Linked DNA regions of Mus musculus: region 2 is linked to region 1. The links are chromatin loops, found by intact Hi-C in ENCODE. Cell type or tissue: heart. All regions are shown on one strand.

Region 1 (8,000 bases):
GTGTGCATTTTCAGCAGTCCCTGTAGTGCCTCCTGGAAGTATGGTGGGGACATGCATGCACACGTAGGAGCCGGTGTCTATACTGATGACAACACCCAGCTCCAGTTTTCCCCACCATTATTCTTCCTGGCAGCTCCCTTACCACATTTCCACTGTCATCTCAGACACTATGAGCTCAGGCCCCGAGGGTCTCCCGCTGGAGGCCATGGCACCAATCTCTTCCCATCTGACTGGGCTTTCCCATCCTCTGATCAGTCACTGTTCCCCATGCCTCTGCCTTCCAACATCCCTAGAACAATGGGCTGTTTCTTCTTGTTCTCTGGCGCCCAGGACCTGTAAGCCCCTGGCCAGTGAGTCCCTGCTCTCTACTTCTCTTTCAGTAGTTGGGCACAGGATCATTTTCTCTCTTTTAATTTTTAAAAAACATGTATGGGTGTTTTGCCTGCATGTTTGTCTGTGTACCATGTATGTGCCTAGTGCTCACAGAAGCTAGGAAAGGACATTGCATTTCCTGGAACTGGAATTACTGATGGTTATTACTGAGGGGAACTCGGGGGTCCCGCTTGAGGTTTAACTGGCCTGTTTGTTGGGGCAGTTGGGTTAGCCTCTCACTTAAGCCAACTTCTCTGCATTGTGTCTGTCTCCGTGTGGCTCTCTCTGCTCTACCTCCCTGCCTGCTCCTGCTCTTCCTTCTGTCTCCTGTGTCTGTCCTTCTGCCTGGTCAGTCTGCCCCAGCTCTACCAGCTCTTCATTCTGCAGAAGGCCACACTCTTTACTCCTCCAGTTGGAATCAGTCAGCAGCAGGACGATACCCAGCCCACTTTCTGGGTTGCCTCTCAGCACTGAGGTCTGTGTGACTATCCCCACAGCAGCCTGCCTTTCTGTTTTAGGCAGGTGAGGAAGAGACAGACATTTACATATCCTTCTAGCCTGTGCTGACCCAGCAACTGACAAGTGAGAACACAGGGACACATTTTTTTTAGCCAGTAAATATAGTACTTGTGGGTTACTACAACAGGTTATGTATGAGCCACAACATGGGTCTGGGAATTGAACCCAGGTCCTTTGGAAGAGCAGCCAGTGTTCTTAACCACTAAGCCATCTCTCCAGCCTTGAATCATTCTCTCTTAAAGACCACTTTACGCATTAGCACCCTGCTTTGTACATAAGCATCTGTTTTTGATGAAGGGACCCTGGTATAGCTGTCTTGTATGAGGCTATGCCAGTGCCTGGCAAATACAGAAGTGGTTGCTCACAGTCAGCTATTGGATGGAACACTGGGCCCCCAATGGGGGAGCTAGAGAAAGTAACCAAGGAGCTGAAGGGGTCTACAACCCTATAGGTGGAACAACAATATGAACTAACCAGTACCCCTGGAGCTCATGTCTCTAGCTGCATATGTAGCAGAAGATGGCCTAGTGACCAGAACTGGGAAGAGAGGCCCCTTGGTATTGCAAACTTTATATGCCTCAGTACAGGGGAATGCCAGGGCCAAGAAGCGGGAGTGGGTGGGTAGGGGAGCAGGGCGGCAGCAGGGGGGGGGGGTATAGGGAACTTTCGGGATAGCATTTGAAATTTGAAATGTATATAAAGAAAATATCTAATAAAAAATGGGGGTAAAAATTCCAGTAACAGCCTCATGAGTGCAGTGTATGCATCTTGACCTGGTACCGTTTGTTTTCTATAGACCCTTAGGTACCTTCCTAGTCTAGTTGTTTTCCTAGCCTACTGTGAATATAGGCTATTCATCTCATAGGAATCCTGTGGCCCACAGAGTTATCTCTGAGCCTCTGTGCTTTGGGGTCAGCCTTGGCACCAGGGCTCCAAAGCAGAACTTTCCCAGACAGTAGAGTTGAGCTATTCCTGTGTGTTCTTGTACAGTAATCTGTGACTGTGTGGCTCAACGCCTGCCACAGTGTGCTGGGCAGTGTGGTCAGCACCCTAACTGATGCCTCCTTGGGAGAAGGACTCGTAGGGGAGGACTTGTGGTCCTCTGCTTGTCTGCCTGACTGACTTTATGTGTGTAACCTGGATCTGGATCTGTTTTCAGCTCATGTACTGCTTCTCTAGGAGTGGAACTCATGTCATGATATGAGTGCCAGTCCCCAGAGTGACCAGTAGGCATGATGACCGTTTCCCTCAGTTTCTGATCCTGCTTAGGGATCAGCTGATGAAAGTATGTATGATGGTGTGGGTGACTTTTACCCTGTCCTCTGTGGTTCTAAGAGCTGTTTTGGATAACAAAGAGAAATAAGAAGAAAAAAATAAGTTCACTGGTAACTTATGTTGCAAAGATAGGCCCAAGTGGTTCTTGGATACAGTTGTAATAGACATTTCAATTGTTGACATCTCTAAGAACAGGATGTAAGCCTAACCTATAAGTTCAGTTAAAATTCTTGGTAGAAGGATATATCCCTAAAAGAAGACACCTTGGAAATGTTAATAACGAGGCTGACCTTAAGAATTAAACCAAGAACACGCAGGAAGGACTCCCTACTCAATGTTACTAATATTTTTTGAAAGTACATAGAAATTATGATGTATTGGCCCAGCTTTCTTGAGACATAAACAATTACAGATTAGTGAGCACTTTGAAAAGTGCTAGTCTACTGGATATATGTTAAGAGCAACAAAGAACTCATTCTGTATCCTTCCACTAACATCAATCTGTAGGTGAATTTTGTTGTTTTAAACATTCAGTGTTCAGGATGAGCAAAACTCCAGGGTCCCGTGGAGTAAACACAGCACTGGGTTACTAGTGTACAAAGGGAGTTTTGTTGCACTTAGAGAGCAGAGGCTGTCTAGGAGGTACTGGCTGAGGATCTCCACAGGATTCATCTGTGAGTCAGTGTGTGTGCTTCAAGGGTACAGACCCTGACACCAGGCTGCTGCAGTCCAAACCCAAACTACCTCATATGTACTAACATAGCCTTTGTTAAGAGGATTAACCACTTTATCTCAGTGTCTTCCTCTAAAGGACAGTGACAATATGCATTCCACATGGATGCCGGGAGGACTGAATGGTGCCATGCCGAGAAAAGTCTGACCCAATGCTTCCTGCCAGAAGTGTGGCCACTTTGTAATAGTATCAGAGGAGGGGAAGCATGCCTTAGTGCTTAAGTCTAGGTTATAATCCAAATAATTTGTTTTTCTGATATATCTAATTAGGGCCTAACACTTCCAAGTTCAGATGATGGAGAGTTTTGCTCTCTGGATCTTAGTTTTGTAGGACAGCACTTCATCTTCTCAATGCTTAGGCCTACATCACACTAAGTTCACAGCCGTTTTTTTTCACTCTGGTCCTACCTAGCAACCTTGCAGTCTCAGTGTCATGGAGAAGGGAGGTGCCCTTACTTGGGACCTGCCATTGTGATTTTCAGTTTTGGTGATACTCTTTGGGACGGATGTGAGGCTATCATATCACAGGAAACATGGAGGTGGGCTGCTCTGATGTAGACCTCAGTCTGATGGCTATAAAGAGATCTATAGAAGGGCTGGTGGGGTAGGGGGAGTCAGCTGACCTCATACATGATCTGAGGAGTGCCCGTTCCTGTGTGCTGTCTTACATAGATTGGTATTGGAAGGGACAGATGGCAGATGGGAACGAAGAATTTGAGGTTAGAGCGTTAGGATTAAGAGTCTCCTAAGGACTGATGGGAAAACAAGCCTCAAGGTAATGAAGAAAGCGCCAGTGGTTGCTTTGAGAAGCTCTAGATGGAAAGGCCTTAACTTGAGGGCTAGTTGAAGGGCTGGTAAGAAAAGTCTTTGACCCTAAGCACTAAGTGTGAGCTTTTCACTGGACAGATAGCGTCAGGAACACTGATGGCCTCCAGGGGGCAGCAGATTCCAGATGGCACTCAGTCTAAGCAGAGAGAGTTAGCAGAGAGAGTTAGCAACTAGAATTCAAGCTAAGAGGGAACAGGCCAATAAAGCCCGGCGAATAAGAGCAGTGCTGAAGGCAGGGGCCAGTGACTCCTCAGTGATGGGAGAGGACCAGCCAACAAAAGTGGACAGCCAGCTGCTGCATTCACACAGTAGGTTTCCATACTTATTCCTCTGCTCTGAAGGTGTATGTCCTTATGCAGAGGTATGAACAACACAAAGGACACTGTTGTCATTACAGATTGGTATTAGGGCTGGAGAGTCTGGGAATGCTTCTTTGGGGACTTATAAGACTGGAAGATGGGAGTAACGGTTCAAGCCTCTGAGTCTAGAGGTGGGTGAATCAGGTTGTGGAGAGTCTTCATTCAGTAGCTCTTTTCTGAGTGTATTTTCTGTCTGTATTTCAGACATCGTCCTATGTTGCTGAGCCTGCCAATCTGCAGAAGGTTGAAAATCCACGTGAAGGGAAGCTCAGCTTCCTGTATCCCTTGGGAAGAGCTGCTAGGACTCCGGTGACAGACCTATGAGCTGGCTTTTCTATGACATAGAGAATGAACAGGTTTTTCCTCTCCTGAATACAGACAGCATGGACACAGGGTGCAAGGAGGGACTCCTCTAGCTCTGGTTCTACAATTTCTTAGCAGGCTTTTTTCCCCACATTTGCTCAGAGGAAAACGGGAAGAGGCACCATCTCAGTCCCAGAGTCAAAACAGAAACGTCTCCCCTTGGCTTCTTTAAAAAAAAAAAAAAAGGCTGAGGAAGCAGGCACTTTAGCTTCCAGGCCCAAAAGGACAACATGGGAAGACTGCTGGGGTTTGGAGGGGGATATCTGGGATATCTGAGTCCTGATGGTTAGCCCCACCCACCTTTCCCTGGTGCCTGCCACTCACCTGGTTGTGGACAGTGGTCAGCTGGTTGTTAAAGGTCATGGTCAAGTTGGTGGATGTGCTGGGGGCCACGTGAGTGATGAAAGGTGTTTTGCTCTGGTTCACTGTGTCATACATATTCACCCGGCGCTTGCAAATCTCCATGTTTTGGAAACAAGATTTGACACTATATATGCAAAAGGTGGAGGCAGAGACACATGGACAAGAAAGAGGGTGAGGTGGAGGAAGGAGAGAAAAGAGAAAGAAAAAGACAGAATGGTTAATCCAGTAAGCAAAACAATCAGTAAATATCCACATTAGCGTCAAATAGCCCAGCTTTCCCCAAGTGTGCTGCTGAACTGTCAGCACTGTGTGAGCAAATTTCCCATTGTCTTCTTGTCCTTTATCTGCCCTGGATGGACAGACTCCCTTATCACACACATGCTTCACTGCATCTACCCCCCTCCCACCCCCCCATTACCTTTTCTCACTGCTCATTCTAAGTGTAGTGCTTGACCAACGAGATTAACTCTCCAACCAAGGACATTAGGAGCTGCTACAACCTACTTCTGTCTTCCTTAGGGACAACATGTCTAGCCTCTCACCATTCTAGCATCCCATGTGCTACTAGCACCATCTATGGGTCAGCCAAATAATTCTCCCACCCAGGGTCATGAACTTAGGCTGACTTGTCTCACTGGAACCTGTCACGAAATGAAAACAATGAAAGTGGTTACTAATTTTTACTGAGAGCAGTGATATGTGTTTGCAGTCTCCTATTCAGTCTTGTACCATCCACAAGACAGAATTAAAATCATTGTTCCATTTTTACAAGTGAAGCCAAAGGTCTAAGACAGATAATGTGCCAGACAAATAATCACTAATTGGCAATTCACACCCCTCCTTCTCTTTTACACATTCCTAACTTCCTTATTCCTTTCTTGTCCTAATTCTTGTCTAGTTCCATGAAGTAGAATTCTCTCCTCCATTTTCTTCCTGAATCAAAACTAACCCCTAATTACACAGGCATTAAAGGAGTACAGGTCCCGGCATGAAGGCCTTTAGTGGCCTCTTGAAGGCCTTTAGTGGCATCTGCCATTCCAGCTCCTAAGCATCCACTGTGTTCTACTCACTTCATATGCTGCTCCTCATGCGCTTCTGCCTCTTCTGTTTCTATGGCCACTTTTGCTCAAGTGCTAATATTTAAGACAAAGCCTCATTTAATCTATGATTTAAAATGTCTGTTGCAATAACTGGATAAAACAAGGTAACACTTATCTATCACTGTATACTACAGGTATGCTCTATTTTGGACAAAATGGATGTTTGTAGGCTATCCCAGAATATTATTTTCATGAAAGATACATTCCAAATTTCAGAAATTGAATCTGGTCATGACCCAGAGAGTCCTACTTCTTTCTAAGTTAATGACTATTTACACTGGCCGCTCGATACACAACGCATGGTGAGTAAACTGGTAGTCCTAGAGAGAAGAGAAAACATGCTCATTGGTAAACAACAGCATGCCTGAAGGTCCTGGTGAGTACCAAGTGCATGCTGCATGCTTTTACATTGAGCTGAAGATGATAAAATGATGTGGATGCATTTTTTTTTTGGGATGCATTTAAAGCATTCAGTGATTTTATGATGGTTCAATGTATAGTTTTCAGGCTATAGAGCTTTTTTTTTTTTTTCCTCCCTACACTGGGCTAAAATTTGACTGTTGGGATAAGACAAACATTTTTACTTTGGGTTAGTTTATAAAACAATTGGCTTTTACAAATATGTACACCAAAATATTGGTGTAGAGAAATGAGTGGTTTTGCTTTTACCTGCAAAACCTTATGCTAGAGCAGCTTAAGCCCAGGCCCGCGGGTGGGGCCCAAAGCAGGCTGGGTAGGCCTGAAGGCTCGGTCCCACTCTAGAGCGCTTCAAGGTCTTCTGGGAACCTACAAATATTCAGCCCACTCTTAGGTAGGCCTAGGGGTAACCTGCCTTTCCCGAGGGCTGACCTTCTAAGTTCTAAATTGCCATTGCTCCTAGTGAAACACACTACGGAAGCTTCCTTACTAAACAAAGAACAGAGCCCTGCTTATCTAAGTGCCCAGGTTTTGGGTGACTGACAGGGCAGAAGGCCAATAGGAGCTCTCTGAAGCATCTGCCTCCCTAATCCCCCACCTCACTGTTTCCCTATCATCTTTCTTTATTCCTAAAGTTAGAAAGGCTGGCTTTGTGGGGATTTGCCTTTCTTCCCGGGGGACAGACTGACACCTTCTTAACTGCCTCCTGCTGAGAAACAGCATAGGTGTTATACTTTGAGTTTGGAAGGACTGTGTGCACAGTCCCTCTTTGCACTAGGACTTGACTGTTTCAAATGTTCCCTGAATTAAAGAGATACTGTCTGGTCTTGCCGTGCAAGTTGACTTACTTCACTAACTGCTATGGAAAAGAACTGACTTAAAAGATACACTTTATGGTGGTTGTGGCCCACTTGTTAAGCTGGGAGAGGTTGGGTCCAGCCTGGAAACTCAGTCAAATCTAATTTTGGTCATAACGTTGCTGACTGTGGCCTCACAGCAGTCCTTACCCCAGGTCCTGAAAGAGCCTTTCCTGAGCATGCTGCTGTCCCTGCAGAAATGTGAGGATGTGATCTATTCTCTCATGTCCCAGTGCATCACAGCTAAGGTTAAGGTGATATCACCCACTTCCCGTTCACAGAAAACCCATTCTCTTTCTCTCATTCCCAGAGGCCTTTCCACCAGGTTGGTCTTTCTCTCCAAGCTATTTTCTGAGTACCATGACTACTTCAGTAGCCATCCTGATAACCTGTCAAAACCTACATTTCCTACCTCATGACCTTGCTCTCACCCTTATCATTCCTTCCTTGGGCTGTCAGCCCTGGACCTGTTTCTTAAGACAAGCTCAAGCACCCTGTTTCCCTGGCCTCATTCCCTACCCTTCTGGTGCATTTGACTATAACTATTATCATAACTCTCTCTAGAGTTGAGCAGAGGACACTCATTGGGATCTATTGAGTTTCCTTTCTCTTAGGTGAACCTTCAGTAGCTTCCATTTGGGATTATAATTACTATATCACCAGCATCTTCAACTTCCTCATCCATTTGTCATTCTCTCTGAGCAACTTGGCAGCAATTCAACCTGGACAAACTCAACTGTTTTCTCTATGCCTTCACTTACACCATCAATTTATGCTCGGACCCAAATGTTCAAAGCTCTACCCGCTTCCTTCCC
Region 2 (8,000 bases), 180 kb after region 1:
CCAGGACAGCCAGGGATACATAGTAAGACCCTGTCTAAAAACAAAATACCTCTTCCCACAAACAAACAAACAAACAAACAAACAATCCCAAAGAAACCAAAATCCCTCTGGGCCTCTGGTCTAGGGCTGGTGAGATTCCTGAGTTGATTATGGCTTCCTGGAATGTCTGAGGTAAGTCCAGGGTTCTTAGGTTTCTTACTTAGACCCTGTTTCTTGGAAAAAATACCCACTATAGACTTATGTCCTATAGTCTTCAAACTGCTCACAGATACCCAAGTGGGTCCCTGTACTGCCTGTTTGTAAGTATGTACCTGAAGCCACCTTCCCTGGAGTTCTAGGCTCTGGTAACTCAAAGATGAGGAATTATCCAGATTATTATATTCTTTCTTCATATTAAACTCTGTGAAGACAGACACAGAAAGTTGCGACATTTGGGATCTATTCCTAATGAGAGATGAGCGAGATGAAGGGTGTGGACCTCCTTTGTACCTGCCTGCTCTCCAATCACCAAAGAAAGAGTGTTTCTTCCTTTCTGTTGGCTGTGTATTGCTTCTATCCTTGTCTGTTCGTTTCCCTTCAACTCAGTGGTTCTTTGGGATAGGACATAGGATTCAGTGCTACCTTTGCCAGCACCTCTGTGCTTCCTGTCTGGCCTGGAGGAAGCTCCATTCAGACAACATCAGCCTCTCATTGCTGGAAATCCTCCATCTGCCTGCCTAGCATTTTGAGAAGCCATATCCAGACTTCTGCTTGTGTCTTGTTCACTCGGCCACAGCCTGGGCTATTGGTCTGTTCTTCATGAAGATTGAAGTTTGGAGTGCATGGCTCTGTCCCTCTGTCCCTTCCTTTCTTCCTCCCTCACGGTTGTTAGGGAGATGACCAGTGTGGGTGACTGGGTTCTGACTCCTCTCCCTGCCAGTTTCTAGCCTTGTCTTCAAGGGTCACTGGGCTGGGCTGGTAACAGCCTGGCAGAGTGTTCTCTCATCCCAGCTGTGCCTGAATCAGGAGACGGCCGGCCGTTGCCATCAGAGGAAAGAGCGAGTGTGGAGTCCTAGTACAAGATGGCACAGAGAGCTCAGCAGAGCTCCAGTGAGAGTCCTGGCATCTCACTGACTTAGGGCCCTGGAGAGACATGACACAGATGCCAAAGCTAAGCAACCCAGGGACCGCCGCTTTCTGAGGAGGGGGAGGATTTCAAGCAGAGAGCCAGCAACCTGGTGTCAGGGATGCTCGATGAGAGTGGGCAGCTACCTCGGTGCCCAGATCGTCTGTGTTGTCCCCGGGCATTTACCAAGACTGCCATTGTCACCCAGTTGTTCCATCCTGTGATTTCCATTTCCGGCTGATGTCCTGGTCCCCCAGGTGCCCCCCAGCTCTGTCCTTCAGCCTGCCACCCAGTGGATACTCCATGTGTCTTGGGTGATGGCATTAGGTCCTTCAACCCTAGATATAGTCCAAGTTCTGCCTCAAATCCTCATTGCACTACTATTCTATAAGATTCTCGCTGTAAGAGAATCAATCACAGGGAGAGAGTGTGTGTGAGCAGAGAGAGTGCTTGACTGATTTTGCAAAGCATCCCTACGAGGCTCCCAGACCTTACCTTGGCAGTTTTCCTATTTCTTGGTAGCCTGACCAAGCAGATAGAATAATGTGGTCCATTCCATGGGGGGAAGGCTGCATCTTCTGACATGACTTATTCTAACCGACAGCTTATTTCAATGAGCAAATGTAGTTAACACACCCCAAACTGATTTTGTTGGTAAACATCACCCAACTGTTTTCTTATTAATTTACCTTGGCAACACCTCTCCATCATGCAATTATGTGGGATTTTAGACCCATATTTACACCCATCCCACACACACCTTATGCTACCTCATCTTCTACTACTGTGTGGAGGGAAAGGACACTCTCTTAGGTTTCTGCAGGACTTCGTATAATGTTATTGGGAGATGTCAAAGACACTTGATCCCAGGAGTGTGGTGGCAATAAAAGTTAGGGGCTGCCCAGGGCTTGGGGAGAGGCCACCTGGAGGAGAGGTGTCCTTTGGAATCTGAGGGGAGGAGAAGAGTCTCTAGGCCAGGTGTTTTCTGGATTTCCATTCAGTTGCTGTAAGACTAGACTTTGGAATTTTAAAATGCCTCCCCTTGAACTATAAGTACTGGGAGACAGGAAGGGCTGAGAAACTCGGGCGTCCTCACCAGGAGCCCAGATCAGCAGCAGCAGCCCCTGGGAAGTTGTTAAAATGCAAATTCTCAGGTCTCAGCCTAGACCCACTGAGTCTGAAGCTCTGCTGAATGGCCCAGATATTATTGTGCAGGGGAGTCCCGTGAGATCAAGTTGAAGGACCAGTGCACTAGAGACTAGGAGCTTCAGATACTCCCCTTAAAAATAACTGTCCTCGGGGTCGAGGAGATGACTCAGTGGGCAGAGCGCTTGCTGAACAAGCCCAACAACCTGAGTTTGAAGCCTCAGAACTTGGGTAAAACTGGACCCAGTTGTGCGTACACCCAGAATCCCCACACTTCTGTGGAAGATGGGAGATAGAACCGGGAGAACCCTGGGAGGTTGAACCCTGTCTCAACAAACAAGCATCTACACCCAGGGTTGTCCCGGAACCTCCATGAGCTTGCTGGCTAACACACTGACACATATGAACGTGTGCTGTGCACACAGAGCCATGTCGGACCCCTCTGCCCACCAAACAGAAAAGCGAATGGCCTTCATCTTCTCCATGTCCCTCAGAAGTCTCATCCTTGGTTCTTGCTTGTAGCCCCAGAGCCTTGAGGTCTTCCCCTCAGGGCAGTGCGTCCTCAGGTAGGGTGGGGCTTAACTCCACAGCCTTCGGCTGGGAGCAGAGTAGGCCGGACAGTTTTTCAGTGGATAAGAAGTTACAAGTCCCATGGAGCCTAGGAAGGGCCATCTTTTCCTACTGTGACAAGTAGTTCTGTGTTCTTGTCATGTACAGTGTTCTCTTCTATCCAACAGCCCAGGCTTCTCCCGGGGCACACTGTTTTGGTCTTCAGCCTCTCCAGTTCTATTTGAGGAACATTCCAGAGCATGCCCAAGATGGCTGTCATACATTGTCTCCCTTGTGTGGCCTCAGCCCTGTTTATGAAACTACAGCTGTGTGGGTCTCCTGTCTGTGAGTCTCTCTCTACAGCCCCTAGGTATTTAGTATGTGTCCTCCCTCCTATTCTACCTTCTTTCACACATGTGCTTGAACACATGCATACCTGCCTGCTCACACATGCACACACACATGCAGGCCTGCAAGAATCTTAACCACAAGTCTGGCACCTTCAGGATAAAGTCCAGGCTTCTTAGCCTGGTATCTAGAGGCCTCCATCTGCTGGCACCGCCCCGAGTCTAGCCTTATCTCTCATTAGCTTTCTTTGTGAACCCTGCCTCCAGTCAGAAGGGTCTACTTGGGAACCCTTGATAAGATAAGCAAGCAGAACTAGAGACAGTGAGTCCAGACAGCCATGGGCAGCTTCTAGTGCTTGAGTTAAGTAGTGCAACCTAGAGAATGTTCTGTGGAGAGAGGTCTAGTGGCTCCACAACACCATGGTACTGTCTTTCCTTCTGGAAGTTCACCATCATAGCTTTCTTGGACACCTAGTTTTGAGTAGTCACTTGATGGCTATTGTCTAGAAAATGTTCCCGCTGGTTGGGTAATGGGAACACACTGCAATTTGCTGGAGTGCTACCACCTACCCTCATAACCCAAAGAGCACTACTGCCACCTGGTGGCAGCTACCTAAAACACAGGCAAGAGTTCATTTCATTTATTCCTTCACTCATTCAGCATTCTGTGAACTGAGAGACAAGCAGGCACCTCCTGGCCACTGGAGGCACAACACTGGGCCAGATATAGTCTTCATTAGAAGCCTAACTTATGCTTGGAGTGTAAGTATATAGAGGTAACCTCGGTGGTATAGGTTTGAGGTGCTATGGTAGGGAAAAAAATGGTCAGACCCTGCTTTCTGGGATGTCCTGGGGGCCTTTCCTGAGGGGGCATCTACTCTTGAGTAATGAAGATGTTTAGGAAAGAACCTAGCCTATGAAGGAAGGGTGAGGTGTAGGTGACCCAGGGCCTGCCATAAGTTCATGAGCTAGGACTCTCTCTCTCTCTCTCTCTCTCTCTCTCTCTCTCTCTGTCTGATAGTACTGAGGATTAAGCCTAGGGCCTATGCTTGCAAGCGCTCGCTCTGTCACTGAGTTCCAGCCATGGTCATAGAGCAAATCTTTTTTTCAGTTCACAGTGTTCTCAGGGTAGAGGAAACTGAGCCTTGGTTTAGGCAGCACCAGATCCTAGAGGGTCTTTGAGTGGGCTAAGATGAATGTCACATGCAGACAGACCCAGAGTCCCTGTGAGACTGGGAGCAGGCTCCTGGGAGTTGGATAAAGCAGACCCCAGATCTCAGCTGAGCCTCTAGGTAGTTGGGAAGTTGAAGGTTGACACGCCATCCCCTTAGGAGCTAATACCTCTCCATGCCTGTCTCCTGATCTGTTGGTCCAGATGTAGCCTTGGTTACTAGCCTGTTCTAGTGCCTTGTCCCACAGAAGAGTCTCATGGGCTCCCTACCAGGGGCAGGAATGTTCTATATCCCCTAACCTAATGGTTTTTCCTCTTAGGTCTGACTCCACCTCCCAGCCTCCTCTACAGTTAGGTGTGGCCTCATATCTGAATCCAGGCCAAGGCAAAAAGTAGTAGAGATCTCTACTTCTTCCAGGCCTGACTTGCAAAGCACCACCTCCCAGAATCCCCTCCTCTTCTTTCCCATAGGCTAGTTAGCTATGGCTGATCCTGCAGGGATGTCTGAAGGTCTGTTGAGTGACAAGCTTATGGGATGAAGGGAGCCTGGATCTTCAAACACTGTGTGGGAGCTGCTCACAGGATGCCTTGCTTTGGACCATTATGTGAATGGCAACTTTATATCTATTTCCTTACAAGGATTGGCAGATCTTTGTTACAACATTATTCTTCCTAGCTTCCCCCCTAGACCCAATTCTAATCTCCATGCAATTCTTTGGGGATAGCAGGGTCCTGCTTTGCACTAATGATTTTCTTGGAGGCAGCTGCTGCCTACACTCCTGACTGATAGCCCATCTTCTGCTGTATGAGCACTGGCCCTGTGTAGATGTTATGGTGCCCTCTTCACCCTGTGGTGGGATGTTCCCGTGCTGACAACATAAGGAAGGCCACTATGGTCTTGCTGTCAAGCTCTGTAGAGTCTGAATTCTGCGTTCTAGCCATGCAGTCTCTTTCCTCAGTGCCTGGCTTGCCCAGTGACTGGGAGGTGACAAATGACTGTTCCGGGCTCTAACTTGCTGAAAGCTCTCTGACTTGCCGCAAGGCAGTCGAGCCATCTGCTGACTCTGCATGTTCGTAGGCAAAGCGTGTCTCATTGTCAACATGTGGCCACACTCAGCCATGAGACATGCCAAGAGAGAGTCTCTGACAATTTAGGACGTGCCAACAGCTCACAGGCTGAGATCGTGGGTGACATATATTGATGGAAAAATGGAGAAGTGAGGGAGGCAGGCTTGGCCATATCTGGAGAGCAACATCAAGAGCAGCCCGTGGTAGCTCTGTCTAGTAGCACTGTCTACTGCCTTCTGATGACATACCCAGTCAAAATCTAAATGATCGTGTCACTTCTGCCTCCCTGAGATGGGAAGACCTGTGTGATGTTGACACGTGGGTGTTAGATGCTCATCTGATGAGCCAAATTTCATTTTAAGTAATGAAGTCAGAAGGAATGTAATTGGTCTAACTAGCATCTCCTCACTGCCCTGCTTGAAGCTCTTTAATGGTTTCCCCACTCCTCAGAGGGAAAGTACCGACTGTCCCACATTTCTCCTACAGCATCCAGTCCAATATAAGGCCTTGTTCAGGGCCCCAGCATTCTCTACATTTTTCAGGCACACAAAGCAACGGCAGTCAGTCCCTTGTGCAAATCCAATGAGTCACGGTTGTGAGAATGAATGAGAAGGAGGAGATTTGCAGACGAGTAAGAGACACGAGCATGGAGCACAGACTCGGCGGTGGAGGAATGGATGTCTGTATGTCTTTCTAAATACAAGCCCAGTGGGATCAGTTCCTGTTCAGTTATCATATCAGGGTTCTCGTGGCCTAGGCTGCTGTCTGACAGAGCAGCTGCCAAGGAACCAATGGAATGAGCTGTAGTGGATGAACAAGGGGAGCCGTGGGCATACTGAGGGAGGCTTGGCAGGCAGAACCTGCAGGGATTGGTGCTTCACTCATGGCAAGAAATGGTGGGTAGGAAGAGGTAAAGTCACGGGTAAGCCCAAATTTTCGACTTGGAGCCACAGAGACAGAATGTGGGAGAGGTGAGGCGAGATGGAAGCTGCAGTCACGAATCTAGTTTTAGATATTTCCAATCGGCAGCATCTGTGAGATAGTTGTCAGGGAGGGGGACCCAGTGGGCAGCTGGAAATATTGGTCTGAAACTTGGGAATGAGAATGGAGCTGGAGAGGACAGACTGGGGAGGGGTGGGCCCCGAGGATGCTAATGACGGGCAGGAAGGAGAGACGGCAGAGCGACAGGCGGCATGCTTGCACAATGAGATCGAAAATATGGTCCCTGCCCTCACAAACCAATACAAAATCAAGATTTGACATAGACCTTAAAGCTGTTTATGCACCTGTCCGTATTTCCATAGCAACCCCGAAGCAAAGAGAGAGCTCTGCCCTTATCACAGGCAGGGAACACACACAGATGGCTGCTGTCTTTCACAAGTCTGCAAATGCATGCTACATCCTCTTACCACATCATGCACAGACAGTGAGTGGCACCTGGTCCAGCCCTTTCTAAGCCTGCTTTTCTCTAGCCCCGACTCTCTACACACGCCGCTCCCAAAGCCATCATGAGGGTAACCATAGGGACCCCAATACCAAATCCAAAAACATGTTGGGAGCCACTGCACTCAAGCAGTCAATGTCCTTGGCCATGCCCTGTGACTGCTTGCATCAAGTGCTTGCTGGGTTGAAGTTTTGCTAAGCCAGGTACACAGAGCACATCCCTGTCCCCACAACTATGAGAGTTGGGGGGAAAATTGAGATTTGGAGCAATAGTGTAAGTTCCTAAGACCACAGGAACTACAGTGTGAGGACATTTAGGAACAAAAGGGTTTGAGTCCCTCAGCACTGAATATGGCTTCTCTGTGATTTTTTTGCTCTCTGGAATCCACCCTCCTCTCTCCCAGACTTCTCTCTGCCCTTCCTTGCAGCATGTGTTCTCTCTCTCTCTCTCTCTCTCTCTCTCTCTCTCTCTCTGTATGTGTGTGCATGTGTCTGTGTGCAGGCTTTGTGTGTGTGTATGCACACAAGTGTGCATGCATGAGAGAAGGTCAGAGGTCAACGTTGGATGTTGTTTCTTGGGATACCATCTACCTTGGTTTTTGAGACAGTGTCTTTCATTGGCCTGGGGCTTTCTCAGTAGGGTGTGCTGGCTGCTCAGCAGACCAAAGGGATTCAACTGACTCTGCCATTCCAGTATTGGGATTTTATTTAAGCTTGTGCTACCACAGCTGACTCCTTTGTGTGTGCTCTGGGTATTAAAATTGGATTCTGTTGTTTACACAGCAAGCTTCTTACCAACTGGGGTGGGAGGGGTGGGGGTGGGGGTGGAGTTTTTGTTTTTTAGTGGCTCACCATCCATCCTATCCACATGCAAATGTCTCTGAAGATGGAAGCCATTCTCTCACTTCAGGTCCTTCTCCTCATTGTTGCAGGTCAGCCTTGTTACCTGTGAGGTCCTTTATGTGCTTGTGCTCAGCATGCAAACACTGGAGCCACTGTCCTTTCCCTACCTAGGCTCTTTCCTGGACTCCTCCCCCTCCCCCCATGTCCTCACTGTGCTGCAGGACACCATCAAGGGGAGAAGTTAGAAGGTCAGGCATTACCGTTGACATCCTTCATCCCCTAACCCAGCTCCCAGAATACAACTATCCATTATGCCTTTCCAGAGCCT

Evidence for each region. A loop is a pair of places that touch in the nucleus more often than their neighbours do. Peaks named below come from ENCODE experiments on the same cell type or tissue, not always from the same donor. Only the 100,000 strongest peaks of a DNase experiment are listed, where the experiment ranks them.
Region 2: it touches region 1 in a loop (9-fold over the local background); 35 of 42 quality-filtered maps call a loop at or near these places.

Annotation. Positions count from the first base shown.
Region 1 is chr6:38,732,586-38,740,585 of GRCm38, forward strand. Hipk2 (homeodomain interacting protein kinase 2) reads right to left here. Exons shown (of 15, transcript NM_010433.2): 7 at 4,773-4,935. It overlaps 4930502C15Rik (a long non-coding RNA gene), which reads left to right and starts at 4,931. Exons shown (of 4, transcript XR_003956279.1): 1 at 4,931-8,000. In heart, CTCF peaks have their summits at 3,824 (motif pointing right) and 5,386; a DNase peak (open chromatin) is centred at 3,856; H3K27ac peaks cover 304 bases.
Region 2 is chr6:38,907,638-38,915,637 of GRCm38, forward strand. It overlaps a transcript of Tbxas1 not described here. Among named protein-coding and RNA genes, the nearest start is that of Tbxas1, 7.3 kb to the right of the region's middle. In heart, a CTCF peak has its summit at 3,758 (motif pointing left); DNase peaks (open chromatin) are centred at 3,774 and 5,409; H3K27ac peaks cover 5,355 bases.